Regions from separate parts of the Mus musculus genome. Here all the other regions are linked to region 2. Evidence: chromatin loops called from intact Hi-C (ENCODE). Cell type or tissue: heart. All regions are shown on one strand. Region 1 overlaps Lrrc59 (leucine rich repeat containing 59). Region 2 holds the start of Gm51874 (a long non-coding RNA gene). Region 3 holds the start of Lrrc59 (leucine rich repeat containing 59).

The links. A loop is a pair of places that touch in the nucleus more often than their neighbours do. Peaks named below come from ENCODE experiments on the same cell type or tissue, not always from the same donor. Only the 100,000 strongest peaks of a DNase experiment are listed, where the experiment ranks them.
Region 1: it touches region 2 in a loop (2.5-fold over the local background); 12 of 42 quality-filtered maps call a loop at or near these places.
Region 3: it touches region 2 in a loop (4-fold over the local background); 12 of 42 quality-filtered maps call a loop at or near these places.

What each region holds. Positions count from the first base shown.
Region 1 is chr11:94,643,322-94,651,321 of GRCm38, forward strand. Lrrc59 (leucine rich repeat containing 59) reads left to right here. Exons shown (of 7, transcript NM_133807.2): 7 at 1-1,902. The coding sequence ends at 220. It overlaps Eme1 (essential meiotic structure-specific endonuclease 1), which reads right to left. Exons shown (of 9, transcript NM_177752.5): 2 at 6,902-7,702; 3 at 6,687-6,817; 4 at 4,822-4,908; 5 at 4,623-4,741; 6 at 4,307-4,427; 7 at 3,970-4,085; 8 at 2,495-2,684; 9 at 1,651-2,284. The coding sequence starts at 7,673. The coding sequence ends at 2,108. Among named protein-coding and RNA genes, the nearest start is that of Eme1, 6.4 kb to the right of the region's middle. In heart, no CTCF peak of the experiment used is centred here; no DNase peak of the experiment used is centred here.
Region 2 is chr11:94,712,652-94,720,651 of GRCm38, forward strand. It overlaps Gm51874 (a long non-coding RNA gene), which reads left to right and starts at 4,610. Exons shown (of 2, transcript XR_003949593.1): 1 at 4,610-5,052. In heart, a CTCF peak has its summit at 4,366 (motif pointing left); a DNase peak (open chromatin) is centred at 4,390; H3K4me3 peaks cover 505 bases; H3K27ac peaks cover 695 bases; H3K27me3 peaks cover 2,019 bases.
Region 3 is chr11:94,624,861-94,632,860 of GRCm38, forward strand. It overlaps Lrrc59 (leucine rich repeat containing 59), which reads left to right and starts at 4,917. Exons shown (of 7, transcript NM_133807.2): 1 at 4,917-5,249; 2 at 7,221-7,280. The coding sequence starts at 5,145. In heart, a CTCF peak has its summit at 4,836 (motif pointing right); DNase peaks (open chromatin) are centred at 4,891, 5,701 and 6,031; H3K4me3 peaks cover 2,299 bases; H3K27ac peaks cover 1,729 bases.

The DNA.
Region 1 (8,000 bases), 69 kb before region 2:
GCCACCACCCCGAAAACACACTCGCTCCTGGGCTGTGCTGAAGGTGTTGCTGTTGCTCCTGCTGCTGTGTGTAGCAGGAGGGCTGGTTGTATGCCGGGTGACAGGGCTGCACCAGCAGCCCCTCTGCACCAGCGTGAACACCATCTACGACAATGCGGTCCAGGGCCTGCGTCATCATGAGATCCTCCAGTGGGTCCTGCAAACCGACTCCCAGCAGTGAGCTCACCCTCAGCACCCGCTGCCTCCCAGCCTTGGAGCTTGGATTCCTATGGAATTGGGTTCTGCTGGACACAACCTCTTTTTAGCGTCAGACCTACCTGCCATCATCACATGGCTGCTGGTGGTACTTGAGATCTCCCCTTTGTAGGACTTCTGTTCCATAGTCAGGGTTCCCTGGTGGAATGAGGAGAAATGGAGAGGGGGGAGGAAGAGTTACCTGCATGCCTAAAGGAGTAGGCTTAGGGGTGGGGAGAGAGAAGGCATAGGCTTTTCTAGTTATACAAAGCTGTGTAAGGCAAGGTTCCTTTCTACTAAATGGTCAGCTGTCACTACATTTATACTTTTGTATGTCATAAACCCTTTCTTTCATTCCTCCCTGGGTAACCAGGACAATCGGAGGGCAGTGTGTTACTGGGATTAGAGGACTAGCAATACTGGGTAACCCAGCCTAAGCTGGGAAGGTGACGTAATACGTTTCTTTAAAGATTCAGTCAGTCAAGCAGTTTAGCAATATCCAAAATGTCTGGCTGTTTGGTCCAGTGTCACATGTTGAGGCAGGAGGTGCCGTCTCATCCATGACTTGCCAGCAGTGTTCAGGCTAGTCTGAGGCACAACCAGGCTCTCATTCCAGTTTTCCTCCTTCCCTTTATGTCATTCGACCTCCTATATAATACCCAAGAGGATGAACTCACACCAGAGTTGTCTCAGCTAAAGCGAATCTTTCATAACAGTCTTACCACCCACAAATAGATCTCATATCATCAGGGTCCTGGGAAACTTAACTCCTGTGGAATTTTGCCTCAACTTTTAAATGGCTTCCACAAAATGGCAGCAGGCCGGGTTCCTTGCCTCAGTTTTAGAGCATTAACTCCCGAATGGCCTGGAAGCAGAGGGAACTCTGCAAAGCCGTACTGTGGCTGCTCCACTAGCACTCGGTGTGATGAAATACCTCAAAGGCAACCTAGAAACTTGACTTCATGGAAGCAGGTTTAGAGTTGATTCTGGACCTGTAACAGAAGGGAAGGAAGGAAGAGAACAGTGGGAGTCAAAGGGAAACAAAGTCACATGGTGGCGCTGCAGAGTGATACATAACTAAACATTAGCACAACCAGGGCAGAGCCGCCCACCTCCCTGCTGCTACAAGAAAGCATTCTCCCCTTTCCCAGTCTCTTCACAACAGCTGCATGAAGGGATCAGAAACAACTGTGTCTCGGTGCTTACTTGCTAAAAACTCCCATTTGCAAGCTCCCTAGAGGAGCAAGGACCTGTCATAGTTCAGCAGTGTAGCCCTAGTGGCCCATCTGGATAGGTCTGCCATTCAAAACTGTCCTGACACTGGAAGAAAGGCCTTGGATTTTTCCTCCCCAGACAGTTCTGCCATGTAGGCCCACACCTCCTCAGCATCACCTCCTCAGCATCACTACACGCTCCTTTAGTCTTCCTCCAAGCTCCACAGCCATTGGTACAAAGGCTTTATTGAGACAAAATACATACTACATACATATGGTGACATCATGAAAACAGGAGTCAGCCTCATCATAGCTCCCTAGCTGGTTGAGGCAGCTCAGTGGCTGGGCGTAGTCAAGCCAACCCGCAGGCAAGAGTTCACTCTGACTTCGAGATTTGATGCTTATTTCTTGGATTTCTACAATTATTAAATCCATGTCTGAGTGGTCTGCCTTTCTCCTTTGTGCTGTGAGGGTCAACTGGGATGGGGTGGGATGGCTGTCCATGGCATCTCGCTTGCCGGGAGAGGAACATGAGTGCTATGGTGGAGGTAGATTCAAGTGACTCAGCCTTCTCTGTTCCCAGAGATGAGAGACTTGCTCCCTAACTGTACCAAGGAGGTACTTCTGGCCTGTCTACTGTCAATAGCCAAGGTGGGATATCAGTCAACACTGTCTAAGATGAGATCTGGTTGCGCTGTGGTCATTTGAAGGTAGATCCGCCTGGATAATTCTGGCCCAACACGGCGGGAGGTGGCTGTCACACCTTCCCCACGTCGCACTTGTATGTCAGCCAGCAAATTCTGACGTTCTTGCTCAGAGAAACACCGCTGATAAGCCTGGAAATGATAAGTGACCTCTTAACACCATGCCACTCATCGTACCACCCGTCCATGACCATCCCCTGGTTAGGAGGTTAGAAAGGGCAAGTTCAGGCAGGAGAACCTGGCCTTTCTCAGGCTCACAGTCCACACTGCTGACCTACATTCCTGGCCTCTCGATGTTTGGAGAGCAAGGTCACCCATAGCATACCTGCACCCATAGCATACCTGCACCAGGAGCTGTGGTGAGGGATAGGCGTCCACAATAGCACTGGCCATCTCCGAGCTGACTCGGTTCAGCTGCTGGATCTGCCGCCTCCAGATCAGTGCCAGTCCCCTGCCGGACTGGTCCACTTTCATCCCTCCAGCCCAGTCTTTCTCCAGGAAGAAGGAAAAGGTGACTTGATCCCGGAGCTTCCTGCAAGGGCACCACTGGAGACTTGAGTTCCTCTCCCCTACTTATTTGTCCCTTTAACTGAACTAAACCCTAAAACCTTCTCCAGTAACCTGGGTGTAGACTTAATGTTACATTGGGCCAGTTTGAGTCTCTTTTTGTTCTCATGCATAGTTTTGGTTGCAGGTTCCTTTAAAAATTGCATTTTAGTGGAGCTGGAGAGATGATGGCTCAGCAATTAAGAGCCCTGACTGCTCTTCTAGAGTACCAGATTTGATTCCAGCACTAATTACCACCTGACTCCCTTTCCAGGGGATCCCATGCCCTCTTCTGCCCTCAGGCACTACACACACATTGTGCACAGACACATGCAGGCAAAACACCTAAACAGATGAAAAGAAAGTAAAATTGAATCTGGGGCCTGAGGGCATAATTGAGTGGGTAAAGTGCTTGGTGCATCTATAACACGAGCTTACAGTGAGATGGGATGTGGAGACTGAATTCCTTGACGCACAGGCCAATAATTCCTACACAGGCAGTGGCAAAGGAGTTCCTGCATCCTCTGGTAAGGATGGATGTGCATACACACACAAAAAGGTTAGAAAACAACCCCTTCATCTAGTCCCTTGTATGGACATCATCGTGTGTGCGTGTGTATGCGTGTATGCATGTGTGTTGAGTGTGTGTGTGTCACTGTTAAGATGGGGTGGTACTGCCAAGGAGCAGGCATGGGGACTGGGTATTGGGCAATTTGGAATCTAGTTCAGGTTCTCACTTGCTGGGAGCTTAAAGCAACTCAATCTCAAAATAAAATAAAACAGGTTTCCTCTGACTAGGTTCACTGAAAATTTGACCTGAGTGAATCCTGGTAACAGCATCAACTTAGAGAATATTTCTATAAAGGCTGGAATTGAAGCCTTTGTTTTTAAGATTTATTTTCATTTTAATGTTCCGTATATGAGTGTTTGCCTTCACATATATGTGTGCATCACTTTTGACCTCACAGGCCAGCAGAGGGTGTTAAATCCCTTAAAAATGGAGTCCCAGACAGTTGTGAACTACCACGTGGGTGCTAGGAACAGTCTGAGTCCTGTGCAAGAACAACGCGTGTTCTTAACCACTGAGCCATCTCTCCAGCCTCCGAGATGTGAGGCTCTTGCTCTGAATCTCCAGCATCAGATTGGCGTCTGCCTCAAAAGACACACTGGGCTGGTGGCAGAGTTTAGGAGAAAGGCACATTTTCTCTGGCAGCAAGAACCAAGGGAAAAGCAAGACCTGCTGTGCAGGGGGCACTTGGAGGGTCACTCACTTGAAGGGTGCTTCAGCCACAGCCTTTGTAAATGCACAGGTGAAGTCCGCCAGCTCCTTCCAGCTCTGCACCATCCACGCCTGGGCTTCTGTATAAAGCTGCAGATCCACCAGTGCCTAGAAACCCGAAGGCAACAATGGACTGGGAGAGTGGAGGCACTGTTTGGAAGTCATCTCGATGTTCCCTGAAGCTACACTCAACCTCTGGGCTCCATTTATCCTGCTTTCTTACTCAGTTCAAGGCAGGCAGCAGTGCTGCTGAGCCTTTTATTCAGTCTGTTGGAGACCTACTTAGAACCCGTGAGCACTCACCTGCGCAGACTACAGAAAGCCCTTACCTTCTCCATGTCTGCCCTGGACACCATGAGTCCCGTGCTAGACTCTTGCCTCTGCTGATGCTTCGCTTTGGCCTGTTTATTTGCCATTCCTGATTTCCTTCTCCTCGGGGGATTCTGAGGCCTGGAGCAGAGTGGGAAATCAGAATAGCCCCAACCTGAGCCCAGGCAGAAATGTTGCAGGACAATTGACCAGCACATCCCACAGCTGGTCAGGGACACCATCTTGCAGAACGACTTGTAGCCAGGGTGAATGATCTCCCCTTGATAACCCGTGAGCTGTCCCTTTAAGGCCTCTATCTTCAGTGCATATCCATACCTGAAGCATTTCTCCTGGTCCACAATCACCAGTGACAATGCTTTCCCCGTCTTTGCTGTGACATCAGTTACAAAGCTCCGAAGGGTCTCCTTCCCTTTCTCGGTGCTGCTAGGACTTGCCTGCATGAAGAGGCAGAAAGGGCATTGACACTGGCTCCTCGGGTAGAGGCTGGCACCATTCCATGCCTGACCCCACCTACCTGCTTTAAGTTGTAGGCCATGGACATGAAGACCTCTGCCAGGACCAACACCAGGATTGTTGGCTCTTCCATCCAGTCATCTCCATCCTGTCAAGACCAGAGCACAGCACAGCAAGGAGGTCAGCAGGCGTGATTCCTGTGGGCGGGCTGCATCTTCTGGATGAATGGCTCTATGGAATAGCCTTGGAAAGTCATGGTGGCACCTGTGATCCTAGCCCTCCCCACTCAACTGGCTCACTGCATCTCAAAGTCAGACTAGAAACAGGATGGGCAATATAATCAGTGGCTAAATGTCCTTGCCACATAAAACTGGTGATCAGGGTTCAACACCAGGATCAATACAACATAAAGGTAGAAGGAGAAATGTGATACCATAGACTTGTCCACTGATCTATACACAACTGTGATACTTTTTTTTTTTTTTTTTAAAGCTGGGAGTCATGGCACACGCCTTTAATTCCAGCTTTTAGGAGGCATAGGGAGGGAGACCTCTGTAAGGTCAAGGCCAGCCTTGCCTAGAGAGTTCCGGGGAAGCCAGAGCTACATAGAAGGAACCCTGTCTCTCTTAATGAATGAATCAATCAGTCAACCAATCAATCAAATTAAAAATATGAACAAGAAAGGATTGACAGACACTAGGGATGCAGAGGCAGGTGGTTTTGAGTTTGAAGCTAGCCAGGGCTACATAGAGAGACCCTGTAGGAGGAGGAAGAGGAGGAAGAGAAGGAGGAAGAAGAGGAGGAGGAGAAAGAAGAAGAAGAAGAAGAAGAAGAAGAAGAAGAAGAAGAAGAAGAAGAAGAAGAAGAAGAAGAAGAAGAAGAAGAAGAAGAAGAAAGAAAGAAAGAAAGAAAGAAAGAAAGAAAGAAAGAAGAGGAGGAAGAACATGACAGATCGTGTGGTGTCTTCAAAGATCAACTGTTCTATTAATACAAGGGGTTTTGTTGTTTGTTTTTGAGACAGGGTTTTACTATGTAGTGAGATCACTAGTCTGATTCCCCCTATGTAAACCAGCCTGGTTTCTATAGACTCACAGAGATCCACCTGCTTCTGCCTGCTGAGTGCTGGGAGTAAAGGCATGTGCCACTATGCTCAGCTATGAATATAGTTTTTCTAATAACACAGGTTAAATGTGTCAGTGACTGTCCTGTTACTGAGAAGTTATGAGGGCCAGAAAACATCTCAATGTTTCATTTCTAAACTCGAGCGGTAGAGTGGCTGGATTCACAGGAGGAGGAATGGTAGGAACAGTTAGTATAGTAATGTGGGGAGGGGAGCTCAGGCTGGAGATGGTCAGACTACTAAACGCTGGTGTCAGATTACCTCATTCAGGCAGGGGAAAGGGATGCTACCAGTTGCTCCTCTCTCTGCAACAGGCAACTAAAGCACAAAGACACATGATAACTTGCAGAGTCCAGCAGTCAAGCCTCGGGGCCAGGACATCCCAAAGCCCAGTCAAGAGAACTAGGGACTTCATATACATCCTCTTCCTGTCCCATTCCGCTTAAGCTATGTCTAGATGTTACTTGATCCCTTAGACCCTGGGGCTCTCAGCTAGGAACCTGCGTGGTAAACTGGAGGGAAAGAAAATGAACTCCGAGTGCTTGTATTTCCCAGGATTCCCCATAACAGAGTCGTCTGGTGTTCACTATACCTACACCACTCTAGGACAGCCCAAAGTGTCTCTGAAGTTGACCCTCCTCTCTATTCTTCTTCTGGGTTCTGCTAACCACCTCCTCTCCGCATCCCTCCAGACTTGCGGGACAGTAACGGCTATGCCACTGAGTGTCAGCCAGGGGCAATGCAGCAGTTTATCCTGCAGGGCTAACGGGTTAAGGGGAAGAAGACCCTCCAGCCAGAAGCTCTACCTCTACCAGCTCTGTCCTCCTCCTCCTCCAAGTGATGCTTCGAGGTATGGCCTGGACTTCAATCACACAGCTGCACTCCATGGCCTGCAGCGCTCCCAGGAGCTGGCCCCCACCTTCCATCTGTAAAAGCACTGCAATAGATAGGAAAGGATTGGTCATGGAGGAGTCTAGGACACAGACATCTGGGCTCAGGGGAAGCTGGCATCTGGGAGGACCTGGATCCAGCACCACCACGATGTGCTTCAGGCATTCCTCTGGCCTCTGGGCTTTGAGCCTCTTGATCATCTCTGCCTTCTTTTTTCTTTCATGCTGCCTCGGGGTGTTTTCCTTCCTGCTTGCCTGTCCCGGTCGCCAGCATCCCTGAGAGCCTCCGCTCTGGACCGTCTGAATATGCTTGGTTCTCTTCTTGGGTAGAGGTCGGTCGGAATTTGTTTTGGAGACTGCCAGCTCCCTGCAGGTAGCCTGGTAGGTTGGAAGCTGACGACACTGATCGTCTAAGAGAGAGTCCTCATCATTTGCAGCACTCTTCTCTAAGGCACCGTGGAGGGGAACATCGGGAATCTTTGGCCATGGTTGCCTTTTCCAGTCACATGGTGCGCTGGCATTATTTTGGCCATCCAAACCTGTTTTAAGTGAGGAGCTAGAGAGCTCAGGGCACAGCTGCTTGCTCGTCAAAAGCTTACATGTGATCCTCTCAGCTAGGGGGACAAATACATCTTCGTCCTCACTGCTACTGCTTAGCACTCTGACTGGCCCTGCTTGTGGGGGAGCTCCAGCTGCACTGGGGACACATGGTGGACCTTTGAGGCCTGGTGATGGAGGACAGGAGGCTTCAGAATCTGAGGTGACAACCACTATGTTCTTCGCCCTCTGAGGTGGCTTCCTGTTGGTTGAAGATGGTTCCTTCTTCAAAAAGGCAAATGTGGGCAGGTCCTCAGAATCACTCTCCGTGGAGAGGCGAGACAGGGATAACCTTCTTAGAGCCATCAACCCATTAGAGCTCTCAAATGAACTGCCTACGAGGAGAGATGAGACACACGTGAGGTCACTGAAGCTGCTCCACTGGACGTGCTCATGAGGCCAAGCCTTGTGAAGATAAATGTGTTCAGAGAATCAGAGAAACAGGACATGCCCTCAGCACATTCAATCTGGAACTCGAAATGGCCACAAGGATACACTACCACGATCTCTGCTTCAAAACCTTTCGAGGTCACAGAGAGTTATCAAAATAGGGTTGGAAAACTTTAATGGGGATACCAACGAAAGCTCAATACTCTCACCTTGAAGAGGCCTGCATTTGATAGCGCTTTCTAT
Region 2 (8,000 bases):
ATTCCACCATACTTTCTTTTTATTCTTATTTTAAAAATTAATTAATTAACTAATTAATTATTGTTTACATCCCAAATGTTGCCCTGCCTCTTGGTCCCCCCTCCCAGAGTTCTACTCCCACTCTCCTCCCCTCTGCCTCTGAGAGGGTGTCCCCACTCTTTGGGCACCCCCTCCCTGGGACATCAAGTCTCTGCAGGATTGGGTGCATCCTCTCCCACTGAGGCCAGACAAGGCCGTCCTCTGCTACATACATGCTGGGGGCTGGCCGTTCATTTTGGAAAAAGGCTTTCAGTGTGGAAAAGACAAAATTCAATTAGTCACCAGGAGCCTAGCTTTCCATGTCCATTGTAAGTTAGAATGAAGAGGCAGAATTTTGACCACAATCAAACAGAATAGAATAAAAGCACCGCCTTTTAGAATATGTTAAAGTTCTACCAAAACACTATGGTGAAACACGTGGGGTGGATGCTAAGATTAAAGGCAAAACAACCCTGCTCCACTCTTATGCTCCTCAGAAAACACTTAGGATGCATTTGATTGCAGGTGACAAAATGCAGCATACAAGGCAATGGGCGCTGGAATACTCAATGTCTATGCAGTTACAAATAAGAGAGAGAATTCTTCCTTCCCTGCATTCCGTTAACAGCCTGCAGGGACTCTTGAGGCTGGGATAACCTCAGGTTTCCTGTGCTGTTTGTTGGCAGCAGTCCCCTGTCCCTTGGAGCAAATTCATCCACTTCTAGCCTTCCTGGGGGCGCTGTCAGTTTCTGCTCAGCCCCCAGTCCCCACTCCTGCTTCAGAGTCTACATGTGACCCAGGCTGCGCTAAATACTAACATCTGGATTCTTCTCTCTCTCTCTCTCTCTCTCTCTCTCTCTCTCTCTCTCTCTCTCTCTCAATTACTTGAATTTGCAAAGTTGCAGCTGCTCCCTGAAGCCAGAAAGAGCAGAACCCACAAACTCCCCCCATGCTTAGCCTGCTCTGGGTCGAGAACAGCTTGGCACCACAGGGCCATCTGAGGGGCCGCTCTTGCTCCCTCTGAGGCTCTCTAAACGCACCCCCACCATCTGTCGGATGATTCACGCCCTGCTGGATACAAAGTCGGGGCTCAATTTGGGTCTTTGGTTTTGAGTTCATTCTGAAATCAAAGGTGTCGTGAGCTTTGTCTGACAGGCTTGGTGGCCTCAACCTCTCAGCCCCGTTCTGGGAAATGAAGATGACGCGTGTATCTTTCCACCTCCTGACCTGCTTTACCTTCCCCTGAAGATGTGAAGCAACTTCAGAGGTCCCTGGGATGAGTCCCCCTCCCTCCGGGGCTATGCGTCTCTGGAGCAGGCTGGGTACCCTTGGATGACTCCAGATCACACCATCCTACCCCCACTTCCTTCCATGCCCCATTTTCTCCATTCAGATGTGCAATCTGAATTCATTATGTGCCTCAGTTCACGTCATTGTAACTTCCACAGTCTACCTAGACCTCTCAGATTTGCAATTATTCTATTTTATCTGTGTACTTTACAGTACCTACCCGCTCCCCATTGTGGTAATTTGAATAATGGCTTCCATTTACTGCTATATATTCGAATGCTTGGTCCCCAGTTAGTGGAACTATTTGGGAAGGATTAGGAGGTGTGGCCTTGGTGGAATAGGTGTGTGGCCTTGTTGAAAGAGATGTGTTACTGGGAGTGTGGGCTTTAAGGTTTCAAAACCCCATGCCACGCCCAGTCTGCCTGCTGCCTGCAGATCAGGATGAAACAATCTTAGCTATTGCTCCAGCATCACACCTGTGTGCCTTCCAGCCACAATGGTCATGGACTGATCCTCTAAAACTGCAAGCAAGGCCCCAGTTTAATGCAATTCACCTTGATCGTGGGGTCTCTCCACAACAATAGAACAGTGACTAAGACATTGCTAGACACATGTCCTACTAGGCGAGCTTTTTGTTTGAATGTGTACATGTAAAGAGTGCTGCTTACCCTGTGACAGTTCAGGTGTGACCTTGAACTCCTGGCCACTACCATTGTCTGCAGGGAAATAGTCTCACTATTTCTCCTCAATTCTGGTCCTTTCAAGTTTAAGGCAGGCTCCCCTAGGCTGCAGTCTCTCTCTGGTAGAAGGATCTACCATTCTTCCCTTCTCTTCTCTTCTCTTCTCTTCTCTTCTCTTCTCTTCTCTTCTCTTCTCTTCTCCCTCCCTTCTCTCTCTCTCTCTCTCTCTCTCTCTCTCTCTCTCTCTCCCCCACCCACCTCTCTCTATTACTGAGGGTGAAACCGGAGACCTCTCACATCAGTTTTGGTGGTTGCATTATGATCCTTACAGAGCCTTGAGCAAGCCAACTCTCTGTTCCCTCCCACAGCCTGCTCTAAGCCAATCTTCCCACCTTTTCCTGACCTTTCCTCTCCGTGACACTATGAGCTGTGCAAGGTGGAGCGGCAGGAGGCAATGCGACAAGCTTAATCTTTTCAGAAGTCTGTGTGGATGGTCCTGAGACAAAATGTTTCTGCCAAGGGACAAGACGAACTTCAAACGTGTGCCAAGTCACCAGAGCATAGACACTGTGAGTATCACTATAGAGCCTTCTTACTTTTCTTCCTCTGTCTCTGTTTGTTCTTTCTTTCTTCCTTCCTTCCTTTCTTCCTTCCTTCCTTTCTTTCTTTCTTTCTTTCTTTCTTTCTTTTTAAAATTTTTTTAAACTTACTTATTTTTATGTATGTGAGTACACTGTCACTATCTTCAGACACACCAAGGGCATCAGATCCCCATTACAGATGGTTGTGAGCCACCATGTGGTTGCTGGGATTTGAACTCAGGACCTCTGGAAGAACAGTCAGTGCTCTTAACGACTGAGCCATCTCTCCAGCCCTCTGTCTCTGTTCTTGACTGGGATCATATGGGAGAAGAAGAGGTGAAGGATCTGGGTGAAGGACCTGGGTTCATCTCTGGGGTTGACTTCTTTGGCTAGCAGATGCAGGGATAGTTTGTCATGGGAGGTTTTATCAGAAATAACACCTGACTAAGGGAAGGGGAGGGACCTGACCGCCCAGCAGGAGTGGGTAAGGATGTCTCTAGGCAGGTTTCATCCCATGGTAAACTTAGACATATTTGAAATTCAATGAGTTTACTTGCGCATTCAGTGCCCATGAATCAGGCAACACCAGGCAGAAAGTGTTCAGGCTCCCTGGAGTGGGCGGGCTGAGGAAGGTTTTAGAAGGGATTTGTGGAGACAAGACAAAGAATATATTTGATTGATTTAAGTGGGAAAATCCCTTAGTTACAAGTCAGTGGGTGGCTTCAGATGGAGCAAATTTACATTGTACGGCTTGGGGTTTCTGTTTGCGTATACAGGAATCTAAGACATTGGAGGTGGCACCCCCCTACCCAAACAGCTATTTTACAAACAAAAAAACCATTTTTTTTTTCTGTCCCATAAAATGAGAGATGGTCTGGGTTGAGGCAGCAACCCCAGGGAGATGGCAGAATTCCTAGGAGTTGGGAGGAATCCTGTTAAAAGGAGTTTGGGGACAGCCCATTCCAGTCCCACCATTGAGCAAACAAAAGAGAGATATGAGAGAGAGAGAGAGAGAGAGAGAGAGAGAGAGAGAGAGAGAGAGAGAGGAGTCTCAAGGGGTCAAAAATCATGAGAAGGCAAGGAGATGGTAGAGAAGGAGAGTTAGAGTCCTCTGAGCTGGGAAGGGTCTAGAGTTATCCCTGATTAACAGTTCCCTTTTTCCAGGTAGAGGGAAGTAGGAGGAAGTGAGAGGAAGTAGGACCTTTGTCAATAAACATACATCCCGGGCCAAGGAGAACCTCCATTGGTTCATTGCAATGTTCAAAGCCCAGGGCTTAATCTCCAGCACTGCAAAAACTTGGCATGGTGGCACATGCCCCAAATCCCAGCACTCAGGGCAGAGGCAGGAGGAGCAGGAGTTCAGAGCCATCCTTCGTTACATAGCAATTTGAGGCCAGCTTAAATTAAGCTGGTTTGTATCTAAACAAACAAACAAGCAAACAAATACAATACCCATAGGCAAGCAAGGGGGCGCAGAGAACAGTGGGACTGACATAGCTCATCTTATTGTACTCTTCAAATACTGTGGTGATGTCTTGTTTTGACAGCCCCCCCCCCCCCCACACACACACAGTTAGAGGGTTTACAGCATCCTGCCTGGGTGTCTGCCGATGTCTTTCCGACCCCAGGTGCTCTCTTCTGGTCCTGGTGACTGTCACGGAGTTTCAGAGTTTTCCATTATTGCTATATTTATCATGACCTGCAATCAGTGACCTTTGAAGCTACTGTAGTTGCTTTGGAGTGCTACGGACTGCGCCCACATTGGGGCTGAAGAGTTAATAGATAATTGCTGTGTGTTCTGATGGCTCCACCTACCGGTTGCCTCTCCCTTCTTCTCCCCGGAGACTCCCCTCAAGCCTCCCCCATGCCAGACACAACAAAGTTGAAATGAGGTCGGTTAATAACCCTACGGTGGCCTCCAAATGCTCCAGGGAAAGGAAAAGCCACACGTCTGTCACTTCAAATAAAAAGCTAGGAATGATTAGGCTTAGCGGGGGTGGGGGTGGGGGTGGGGGTGGGGGTGGGGGGAAGCATACTGACGGTTCAGATATCCCGAAAGCCAGGCCTCTTATGCAAACAGCCTAGTTATGGGTACAAAGGAAGAGTTTGGAAGGAAATTAAGAATGTATTTCCAGTCAACATGGCGACGATAAGAAAGTAGGACAGGCTTCTTGCTGATGAGTGAAAGCTTTAGTGGTCTGGGTGGGAGATAAAACCTGCCAGAACATTCCCTTGGTGTTCAAGCCTAATCCAGATCAAAGCCATAGCTCTCTTCGGTTCCGTGAAGGCTGGGAGAGGTCAGGAGGCTGCAGAAGAAAAAGCGGCTTCCTGAGGTTGAAGCAAAGGAACTAACGGTCTGCAAACAGAACTGAGCAGGGCAAGGCCAGAAGCCAGCGGAGAAGCCGCAGCACGCTCCCACTCCTGGGAAGTTTCCGCTAAGAGCATTGCTGCAGGTGACTGGACCACACCTCGGAATGTGGCAAGTATGTTCAAATCATGTTCAAATAACTTAAGAATCTTTGAGACAAGGGCTTACAATGTAGCAGAGGCTGGGCTCAAACTTGGAACCCTCTTGAGTCACCCTCCCAAGCACTGGGACTAAGGTATGTGCACAGTTCCCTACTCAAAATAGTGCTTTTTTTTTTTTTTTTTTTTTTTGACACAGAGTCACTATGTAGTCCAGGCTAGCCTCAAACTCTTGATCCTCCTGCCCCAGCCTCCAGAGTACTGGAATTATAGGCCTGTACTGTATACCATATACTTTCTTATTTCTTTCATATTACACTTCTAGTTAATGCATGCATATATGTGTGTGTGGGTGTGTATGTGTGTGGGGTGTGTGTGTGTATGTATATATACACACACATACATATAAAATAAGCCTCAATCAGCACTGGAGCTAAGCAGATATCTACCCTCTATGCTATTATGGCTACTTCCCCTGGGGGACACAGTTACTTAGAATCTCCTGGTCTCTAGGGGCAACCAGGGCGCCAGTACTTAGCATTAGGACTCATAGCAACAAACTGAAACACCAACCAACAATCTGGAACATGCCCGCAGACGCGCCCACAGGCCAGTGGATAGAAGCCATTCCACAGTTGAAGTTCCCTCTTTCCAGAGTACTCTAGTTTGTGACAACACAGCCTGTGCCAACGGCCCTGTAATATATTTTTTAATGAACTTTGCTTTTTTTTTTCATAGACAAAATGCTATTTCACACTTAGCTGACAACCACATGGCACATGGCATGAACAGGAGTTTTCATTTGTTTATTTGTTTAGGAAACAAAAAATGTTCCTGTGGCTTACTTTATGGTTTGCTTTATGGAGACTTGGAGTAGACTCTCATCATCTCCTGGGAATGTCTGAATGTGTTTCCTAGCTCAGCTATCTGTAGCTCAAAATAGTTCTTAGGCCAAAGAATACAACAGGGATAGGGCTTTGGTTCAATGCTAGAGGGCTTGCCTAGAAGCACAGTGCCTGGCTTGGGGCGGGGTTGGGGAAAGCTATACTCTATGATGACACAGAGAAGCATCACCCGGATGGAGAAATGGTGCTTTCCTCCTTACATTTCACAACTAACTAGTTTCACAACTAGTTTAGCTTTGTTTTGTGACCTGAAGGGAGAGTGAAAGATTACCAGCCTGTGCCTGGGCTTTCAACCAAGATCTGGAAGAACTGGTCTGGTAGAATAGAGAGGCAGTTAGCTATGCATCTATAGTGCATATGACACCATTGGATTGAGAACTGCCTGACCTTTCGTGATAACAAGGTGGAAAAGGCCCTCCATGAGACAGGTCAGCTGTCCTCCCGTGCAGTTTAACAGAGATTTGATAAGGGAACTACACCTTTAACCGGAAAAACGTATAAAGGCCGGCTGGGATGGTGGGAGCCTGCCTTTTTGTGTGTACCTAGAGAGAAACACAGCTGCTTTGAGATGAAGGTAAACGTCACACACAACAAAGAATGGAAGGCACCAGTGCAGAAAAGCCCAACAGTGCAGGAGAGTCCCCCATCTCTACACGATCAAGGGGCCCCTTGGAGATTAAGGTTGAACCATTTTGTCAGCCACACAGAAGGGCGGGATGATTCTAGCAGAGACAGTCCCTCTCCTGAGGGTGTTTAGATGTCTTCTGTTGTTTAAATAAATGTGGTTTGGGATTTTGTTGATGCAGATCAACACCTGTGTATGAATCAGCTAGATGGAGTCTACCCAGAATGCCTTGGGCTAGGCTGGAGAAACCACTTCCTGTGTAGTGGCTGGGGTGGTCACCCAAAGTCTCCTTGGACTCCAGAGGTGTAGCACATAAAACACTGTTGCTGTATATTTGAGCAAGTTTTATACCCCCCTCTGTGTGTGTGTGTACATATATGTGCATGTCCATGTATACTCCAGAACATGTGGAGGCCAGAGGTTGACTATTCATGGTTTTCTCCATCTTTCTCTGCCTTATCTTTTGAACCAAGATCTCTCGCTGAACCTGGAGCTCACTAGTTTGCCTGGCCAGGCTACACAGAGAAACCCTGTTTCTCTTTAACACTAGCACTCTAGGCATACATTGCTATACTTAGCTTTGTCTGTGGGGTCTGGAGATCCAGACACGGTTCCTCACGCTTGCGCAGCAAACACTACTAACTAAGCCACCACTCTCCAGTGTGCCCTGCGTTTCTTTTTTTTAGATTTTTTTTTTAAAGTACCAAGTCCCTGGAGCTACAGGCAGCTGTAAGCCACTCCAGAGTGCTGGGAACTGAACTCTAGTCTGCTCTTAACCACTGAGTCGTCTCTAGCTCACAGCCTCTCTCTCTCTCTCTCTCTCTCTCTCTCTCTCTCTCTCTCTCTGTGTGTGTGTGTGTGTGTGTGTGTGTGTCTTAAGAATTATTTCTTTTCTTTTTTGTTTTTTTGAGACAAGGTTTCTCTGTGTAGCCCTGGCTGTCCTGGAACTCACTCTGTAGACCAGGCTGGCCTCAAACTCAGTAATTCTGCCTCTGCCTCCCGAGTGCTGGGATTAAAGGCATGCGCCACCATGCCTGGCTTAAGGATTATTTCTTTTATTTTATATGTGTGAGTGTTTTGCCTGTGCATGTGTCTGTGCACCACATGTGTGCTTAGGGCCTGTGGAGGCCAGAAGGTGGTGCTGGATCCCCTGGAACTGGCTTTGAACTATTTATTGTGAGCTGCCACCAGGGTACTAGGATTCAAACCCAGGTCCTCTGGAAGAACAAGTGCTCTTAATGATCTCTCCAGCCTGTTTTCTCTCTCTTTATAGGACATGGTTTTTTCTTTCTTTCTTTTTCTTTAATTATTTATTTATTATATGTATATGAGTACACTGTAGCTGTCTTCAGACACACCAGAATCCATTACAGATGGTTGTGAGCCACCATGTGGTTGCTGGGAATTGAACTCAGGACCTCTGGAAGAGCAGTTA
Region 3 (8,000 bases), 88 kb before region 2:
TGATTATTGAACTCCTCCTCGGCTGAAGTCACCTTTTGGTGAGCATTTACATGGGACACAAATATCTTCACATCCTTTGCCCATTTGGAGAGATCTATCCACATACTTCTTCCCCAGATGTCTTTCTCACCAATTTTCCAATTGTGATCTTTCCAAGTGCCTGACCATCCAGCCAATCCATTGGCTACAGCCCATGAGTCAGTGAATAATCGTACATCTGGCCATTTCTTCTTGCAAACAAACTGTAATACCATGTGTACTGCACGAAGTTCTGCCCACTGTGAAGATTTCCCTTCACCTGTGTCTTTCAAGGTTGTCCCAGAAAGGGGTTGTAATGCTGCAGCTGTCCACTTCTGGGTGGTGCCTGCATAACGTGCAGAGCCATCAGTAAACCAGGCTCTAGTCTTCTCCTCTTCGGTCAGTTGATCATAGGGAACACCCCATGAGGCTATAGGCGCATGCTTGGCAGCAGATGGCATTGTAACAGGAGTAGAAACCATAGGCATTTGAGCAACTTCTTCATGTAACTTGCTTGTGCCTTCAGGACCTGCTCTGGCCCGATCACGTATATACCACTTCCATTTGATAATAGACTGCTGCTGTGCGCGTCCCACTTTATGACTTGCAGGGTCTGATAGTACCCAGCTCATGATGGGTAGTTCAGGTCGCATAGTAACTTGGTGTCCTATTGTCAAACGTTCAGTTTCCACTAAGGCCCAATAGCAGGCCAAGAGCTGTTTTTCAAAGGGAGAATAGTTGTCTGCAGATGATGGTAGAGCTTTGCTCCAAAATCCCAAAGGTCTTTTCTGTGATTCACCTACAGGGGCCTGCCAGAGGCTCCAAACAGCATCTCTATCAGCCACAGACACCTCAAGTACCATCGGGTCTGCTGGGTCATATGGTCCAAGTGGTAGAGCAGCCTGCACAGCAGCCTGGACCTGTTGAAGGGCCTTCTCCTGTTCCAGGCCCCACACAAAGCTAGCAGCTTTCCGAGTCACTTGGTAAATAGGCCTAAGTAACACACCCAAGTGAGGGATGTGTTGTCTCCAGAATCCAAATAGACCCACTAAACGTTGTGCTTCTTTCTTGGTTGTAGGAGGGGCCAGGTGCAATAACTTATCTTTCACCTTAGAAGGAATATCTCTGCATGCCCCACACCACTGGACTCCTAAGAATTTCACTGAGGTAGATGGTCCTTGAATTTTGGTTGGATTTATTTCCCATCCTCTGATACGCATATGTGTTACCAATGAGTCCAAAGTGGTTGCTACTTCCTGCTCACTTGGTCCAATCAGCATAATGTCATCAATATAGTGCACCAATGTGATATTTTGTGGAAGATCCAAACGATCAAGATCCCTTCTAACTAAATTATGACACAGGGCAGGAGAGTTAATATATCCTTGAGGCAAAACTGTGAAGGTATACTGTTGGCCTTGCCAACTGAAAGCAAATTGCTTCTGGTGGTCCTTATGGACAGGTACTGAGAAGAAGGCATTTGCCAGATCAATAGCCGCATACCAGGTGCCAGGAGATGTGTTAATTTGCTCAAGTAACGAAACTACATCTGGTACAGCAGCTGCAATTGGAGTTACTACCTGATTTAGTTTTCGATAATCAACTGTCATTCTCCATGATCCATCTGTTTTCTGCACTGGCCAGATAGGAGAGTTAAACGGAGATGTGGTGGGAACCACCACCCCTGCGTCTTTCAAGTCCTTGATAGTGGCAGTAATTTCTGCAATGCCTCCAGGAATACGATACTGTTTTTGATTCACTATTTTCTTTGGCAAAGGCAACTCTAAAGGCTTCCATTTGGCCTTTCCAACCATAATAGCCCTCACTCTACAGTTCAGGGAACCAATATGAGAATTCTGCCAATTTCTGAGTATATCTATCCCAATTATACATTCTGGAACTGGGGAAATCACCACAGGATGTGTCCGGGGACCTACTGGACCTACTGTGAGTCGGACATCAGTCAAAACTCCATTAATCACCTGCCCTCCATAAGCCCCTACTTTAACTGGAGGGCCACAATGTTTCTTGGGATCCCCTGGGATCAGTGTCAACTCAGAACCAGTATCCAGCAGACCCCGAAAAGTCTGATTATTTCCTTTTCCCCAGTGTACAGTTACCCTTGTAAAAGGCCGTAGGTCCCTCTGGGGAAGAACTGGAGAAAGGGTAACAGCAAAACCTTTGAGTGTCTTATCAAGATCCTTCCTCAGAGGAACCTGGCCACCCCTTCATTCAAGGGGTTCCGGATCTGCAAACTGTCTCAAGTCTGGAAATTGATTCACTGGCCGAGATTGCTGTTTACCACGATCTAATGTAGCCTTTCTTTCATTTGTTTGAGAATTTTTCTGCTTATACAGATCAAACAAATATGCAGTAGGCTTCCTATGTATTTCATTCCTGGAAACACCATGATTGATTAGCCAGTACCAAAGGTCCAAGCGAGTCATGCCATTATAAATTTCACCTCTCCTGTGCTGACCATTACTGGGTATGTTATTATAAACATTCTTTTGTCTACGCTGTCCATTATAATAACTAGAATCACCTTGTCTCCGGCGATTCAATGCTGCCACCTGGCCCTTGTTACCTCGGGATCCAACTAAACCCAGTGAATTTAATTCATCTAATTGAGCAGAAGCATCTCCAATGCTAAGATCTGGCACAAGGAAAAGGGAAAGAACAAAACCCTTCAAATGTGCTGGTGCCCCTCTCACCAATTTGCGTCTTATAGAGCTGGTGAAAGGCATATCTTCTGGACCTTCCCATTGTGGACAATTATGCTTTACACAATATATCCACTCTAGCATTGCAATTTCCCTAAGTCTTAAAATCCCTTCATCAACACTAAGCCACGGAATATCAGGCATCTCCAAGTCATTTCCAGTAGGCCATCTTTTGATAAACACCTCAGCCAACCATTCAAACAAACTTTTGACACCTTTTTTAACTATGCGAGCTTCCGTATTAAACCTAGAATCTCTACTCAGAGGACCCATGTCAATAAACTCAGCCTGCTCTAGTTTTATGTTCCTTCCACCCTTATCCCACACCCTTAAAATCCATTCCCACACATATTCACCAGGTTTCTGCTTGAATGAATTAGCAAACTCATTAAGCTCCTTAGTAGTGTAGCGAATTTCCTCATGGACTATACTTTCTACCTCCCCTCTAGGAGCCTGTTTTGCTTTGAGTCTGGTTACAGGTCTAGAAGAAACTATTGGTGGGCCGTGAGCAGACTCTGCAAAATTAATTTCCTCATGTGGGGAAGGCATTATTTCAAGAGGTGGGGCTGAGGGTACTACTTCCTCAGGTGGGGCAAACCCTTGAGAATCTGAGGATTCAAAATTCTCAGCTTCAACATGGTCTTCCCACACATCCCCGTCCCATGTTGTAGGATCCCATTCTTTGCCAATTAGAGCCCTTACTTTAACTGTCGACACACTCTGAGGCTGAGACTTGAATTTTCTCTGTAGTTCAGCCAACCTTACAATGAGAGTTTCTGTTTGATTTTCTGCAACTTGAGCTCTATTGCTACAAGAGAGAAGATTCTCCTCAAGGACACACTTAGCAACTTTTAGATCGTTTACTTGTGTCTGGAGCCTTTCGATTTTATCACACAACTCCTTCCTTTCATTCATCATTTTTTCCACAGATACTAAGAGCAGCCAGCCAGTAAAATCATTTTTCGATTTTTTCCCCATCTTGTAGAAAGCTTTGTGCACTGAATCACCTAATTCATTAAGAAAATCAAGGGCATTAGCTTCTTTAAGTTCGGAATATAGTTTCAACCATGGGTCTTCAAAATTCTCTGAGCTCCCAGGAGGGAGAGAATCTGGAGAGGTTTCAATATTTGAAAGTGCTGGTGGATCAACAAGCCAATTCCAGTATTTTAAAAGATTCATCCTTGTACTTCTGTTACTCTAGAACCACTCCTGGTACCAACTTCTGTATTAGTCAGGGTTCTCTAGAGTCACAGAACTTATGGATAATCTCTAAATAGTAAAGGAATTTATTGATGACTTACAGTCGGCAGCCGAATTCCCAACAATTGTTCAGTCGCAGCTGTGAATGGAAGTCCAAGGATCTAGCAGTTACTCAGTCTCACGCAGCAAGCAGGCAAAGGAGCAAGAGCAAGAGCTAGACTCCCTTCTTCCAATGTCCTTATATTGTCTCCAGCAAAAGGTGTAGCCCAGATTAAAGGTGTGTTCCACCACACCTTTAATCCCAGATGAAAGGCATAGCCCAGATTAAAGGTGTGTTCCTTAACTCGGAGATTCAATCTTCTGGAATCCATAGCCACTATGGCTCAAGATCTTCAAACCAAGATCCAGATAAGGATCTCCAAGCCTCCAGATAAGGGTCACTGGTGAGCCTTCCAATTCCGGATTGTAGTTCATTCCAAATATTGTCAAGTTGACAACCAGGAATAGCCACTACAGACAGGTTCTTGCTATGTAGCCCTGCATGGCCTGGAACTTGTTATGTAGACCAGGCAGGCCTCTAATTGGTAGGGATCTTTCATGTGCTGAGATTAAAGGGCTGGAGAGAAGAGGGCTGAAGACTGAAGCCGAAAAGGAAGAGGAAGTTTACAGTAACCGTAAATTCGGAAGAAAGCTAGGAGAAATTTTGGAGGATACCCTCAGAGTTGGCTCCTATTTCAGAGTATAGGGATGATCTTATGAGGGATGCAAACACAGGTCATGGAAAGTGCAGTTTCTGTCCTTTCGGGCTCCAGATGCCTCCGGACTGCCACGTCTAGCAACTCAGCTCCTCCCGGCGGAGGTGGCGCCCCGCAGATGCAGTTTGCCAGCCTGGACGGCAGAGGGCGCGCCGGTACACGCTCGGGCCTCTCTGGCCCAGCCCATCTCAGTGGCCGCGGAAGGTGACGTGGACACGGAAGTGGTCGTCGTCGCGGCGGCACCGGTGGGAGCGGGGCCCTGGGCTGGGAGTGCGGCGGGCGAGCGGACGGGCGGCGGAGGCCTCGCAGCGGCGGCGGAGGCGACGGCGGCTTAAGGCGCAGGCGTGGTCCGTTGGGTGTGAGTCCGCCGAGCCCACGAGCGGCCCCTCATCCCTCTCTCCTGCCCGTCGGAAACCGGGAGCCAGGGACCCGCTTAGCCGGCGTCATCATGACCAAGGCCGGTAGCAAGGGCGGGAACCTCCGCGACAAGCTGGACGGCAATGAGCTGGACCTGAGCCTCAGCGACCTGAATGAAGTCCCCGTCAAGGAGCTGGTCAGTACGACCCCACGAGCCTCGGGAGCCCACCTACTCCTGACGCCGGCCCCACGCGGGCAGGCCCCTCTCTTAAGCCTCAGTTTCCCGTTCTTTAAAAAACTAGGTCTCCTGGGAGGCTGCGGTCGGTCCCAGTATTCTTATTGCGGTGCACACGTGTCACTTTGGCACAGTTCCAGGAGATAGGGTCGCTCTAGCTACCCGATCCTGGGCTTTTTCGGGGCCAGTAATGAATTTGTCCTGGTTTTGGGGAGCTCTCAACAAGGTCCGGCTTCGTGCTGGGCCTTAGAGTGGAAAGCCGCGGGAAGGGTTGCTGGATGTGTTTCGAGGATGAATGAATGACCGGGTCCCGGGAAGTAGGCCTCCAGATAGACCTGGGTGTGGCGCCGAACCCAGCTTTTTCCTGAGAAGCCTGCAATCCCAGCTGGCTTTCGCAGCTTGGGGGCGGCTCTCCTTGAAGAAAGTGAAATCTCTTTGCAGGACTGGCAAAGGTTCTCATCCCAGCTGCTCTGAAACTGTCCGGAATGGCGCCACACCCTCCATCTCCCTCCACTCCCAATCCCATTTGGAAGCCTGAGGCCCTAGGGACAGCACACACTTAATTTGCTGCCAACATAGAGCAACATCCTCGATCAGTGCTTACCCAGCTCTGCGCTCCCTAGCTCTAACGTCTCATGTTAGCTTCACTTTGGATGACCTACACTTTTCTTATTGCCATTAAGGGATTATACTTGGCCTTGGCAATTGGCCGAATCCCCACCCCCACCCCCTTTGTGGCTGTGTAGTATGGTGGTTTGAATGGCATGCCCAGTTCACTTCCCAGCTCCCGTTGCTCAATAGCTCGATGTCCTTGGCAAGCTAACCAGCCAACCTTTGTGTCTAGATTTCCTCATTTGTAAGATGGTGTTAATGGTTCTGGTCTCGTACACTTAGGGGGGTTAAAATCATAAGACAAGCCGGGCCTGGTGGGGACGCCTTTAATCCCAGAGCTCGGGAGGCAGAGGCAGGTGGATTTCTGAGTTTGAGGCCAGCCTGGTCTACAGAGTGAGTTCCAGGACAGCCAGGGCTATACAGAGAAACCCTGTCTAGAAAAACCAAAAAAAAAAAAAAAAAAAAATCATAAGACAAAGAATTGGAAGGTAGCTGGTGTTTTCCCTGCTCTGGTACCCGGAACTTCTTTACACGTAAAGTGGTCAGACGTACCTCTGAGATTTGGACCTGGGACCCTTGACTGCATGTCCACCGTCCTTCTCCAGAAGACGGCCACATGTACTTGAGCCTGGCCCGAGGAAAGCTATCTGGAACCCCTTCACCACAGGCATGTGGTCATTATAGTGCTGTCCTTGGGGTGAAGAAAGGGTCGGTTCTGCAGAGCCTCTCTAGTCCTGGACACCACTGAGAACTAGAGACGGGCTATGAGGGCCTTCTCTCTTGTTCTGTAGCCAGGGCCCTCCCCAGAGCAGGTACTCAGTACCAACACATGTTGGTGGTCAGAGACCTGAACAAATGAGTAAATTAAACCCCAGTGCTTTACTAGACCCAGTTCCTGCCCTGAAACCAAATAACGGGGCACTAGAGAAAACGTGAAGTGCCCAAGGAGCTTGAGAAGGTTGGGTTTCCTTGGACACTCTATAGTCAAGCTCCTCACCCCCACCCCCCAACCCCCCTTCCCAGTCTTCCCTATATCTTTGTTGACTGGCTTTTTTCTTAAACCCAAGAACATTATACTTTCGTGCCTTTCTTCCTCCTCAGGGCGTTATTGTGAAGCAGAAGTTAGATATGGTATCCTCTTGTCTTCTGAAAACTAGGGTCACAGCATGTGCCACCCTGCCCCCCCCCCCTTATTGTTTTTAAAGGCCTTTGCTAATTGTGGTAATTGTGGGAACATTCTCTGGAAAATGCTTCATTAGCAGATGTCACGGAATCATTCCAGGTGTTGGTTTGACATGTTTTTCTCATCTCTCTCTCTAGGCTGCACTTCCCAAGGCTACGGTATTGGATCTGTCCTGCAATAAACTGAGTACTCTTCCGGTAAGACTTGCACATTGCACTGGGTCCTGGAGCCCTGAACAGCCTTCCTGTGGCCAGGGCGAGGCTGGGCATAAGGTGTAATTTCAGGATAGGTCTACAGGGTCCAGCTGAATCTGAGGCTATCGGTGGGGACAGGTAGAGGAGGGTGACTTGCTCAGAGGTACATTCTTTAGAACAGCAGGAGAATCAGGCCATAGACAAGTGAAGCCAGCACAAGCTGGCTGAATCACTTGCTGGGCGCCTGGTTTTTTTTTTTTTCTTTTTTCTTTTAATCTTTTGAGAAAAGTAGTTTACTTCTCTTGCATAAGGGGGATAGAGACCATTGTGTCAGTTTGCTCTACATTCTGTGGGAAAGTGATCCCCCATCTCTTGCTTGTTGTTTTCGTCAGAAAAGAGGTCTTAGGTAGCCCAGGCTGGCCTTGATTTTTCTGCTTCAACCTCTCAAGTGTTGGGACTGTAGGTGTGTCCTGCCATGCCTGGCATGTGTTTTTGTTTTTGTTTTTTTGTTTGTTTTGTTTTTGCTTTGAAATCACATAAACTGTGGCCCAGACAGTCCTCTTGTGTTAGCTTCCCAAGAGCTGGGATTTCAGGCCTGAGTCACCACGTTGGTTCCCACATATCTTTCAATGAGGAACAAGAAAGACTGTGGTTTGATGGGACTATCCTGCCTTTATTGCCCTAAACAAGGACTAGAATTACTTGAGATTTTTCCTTGTTTTG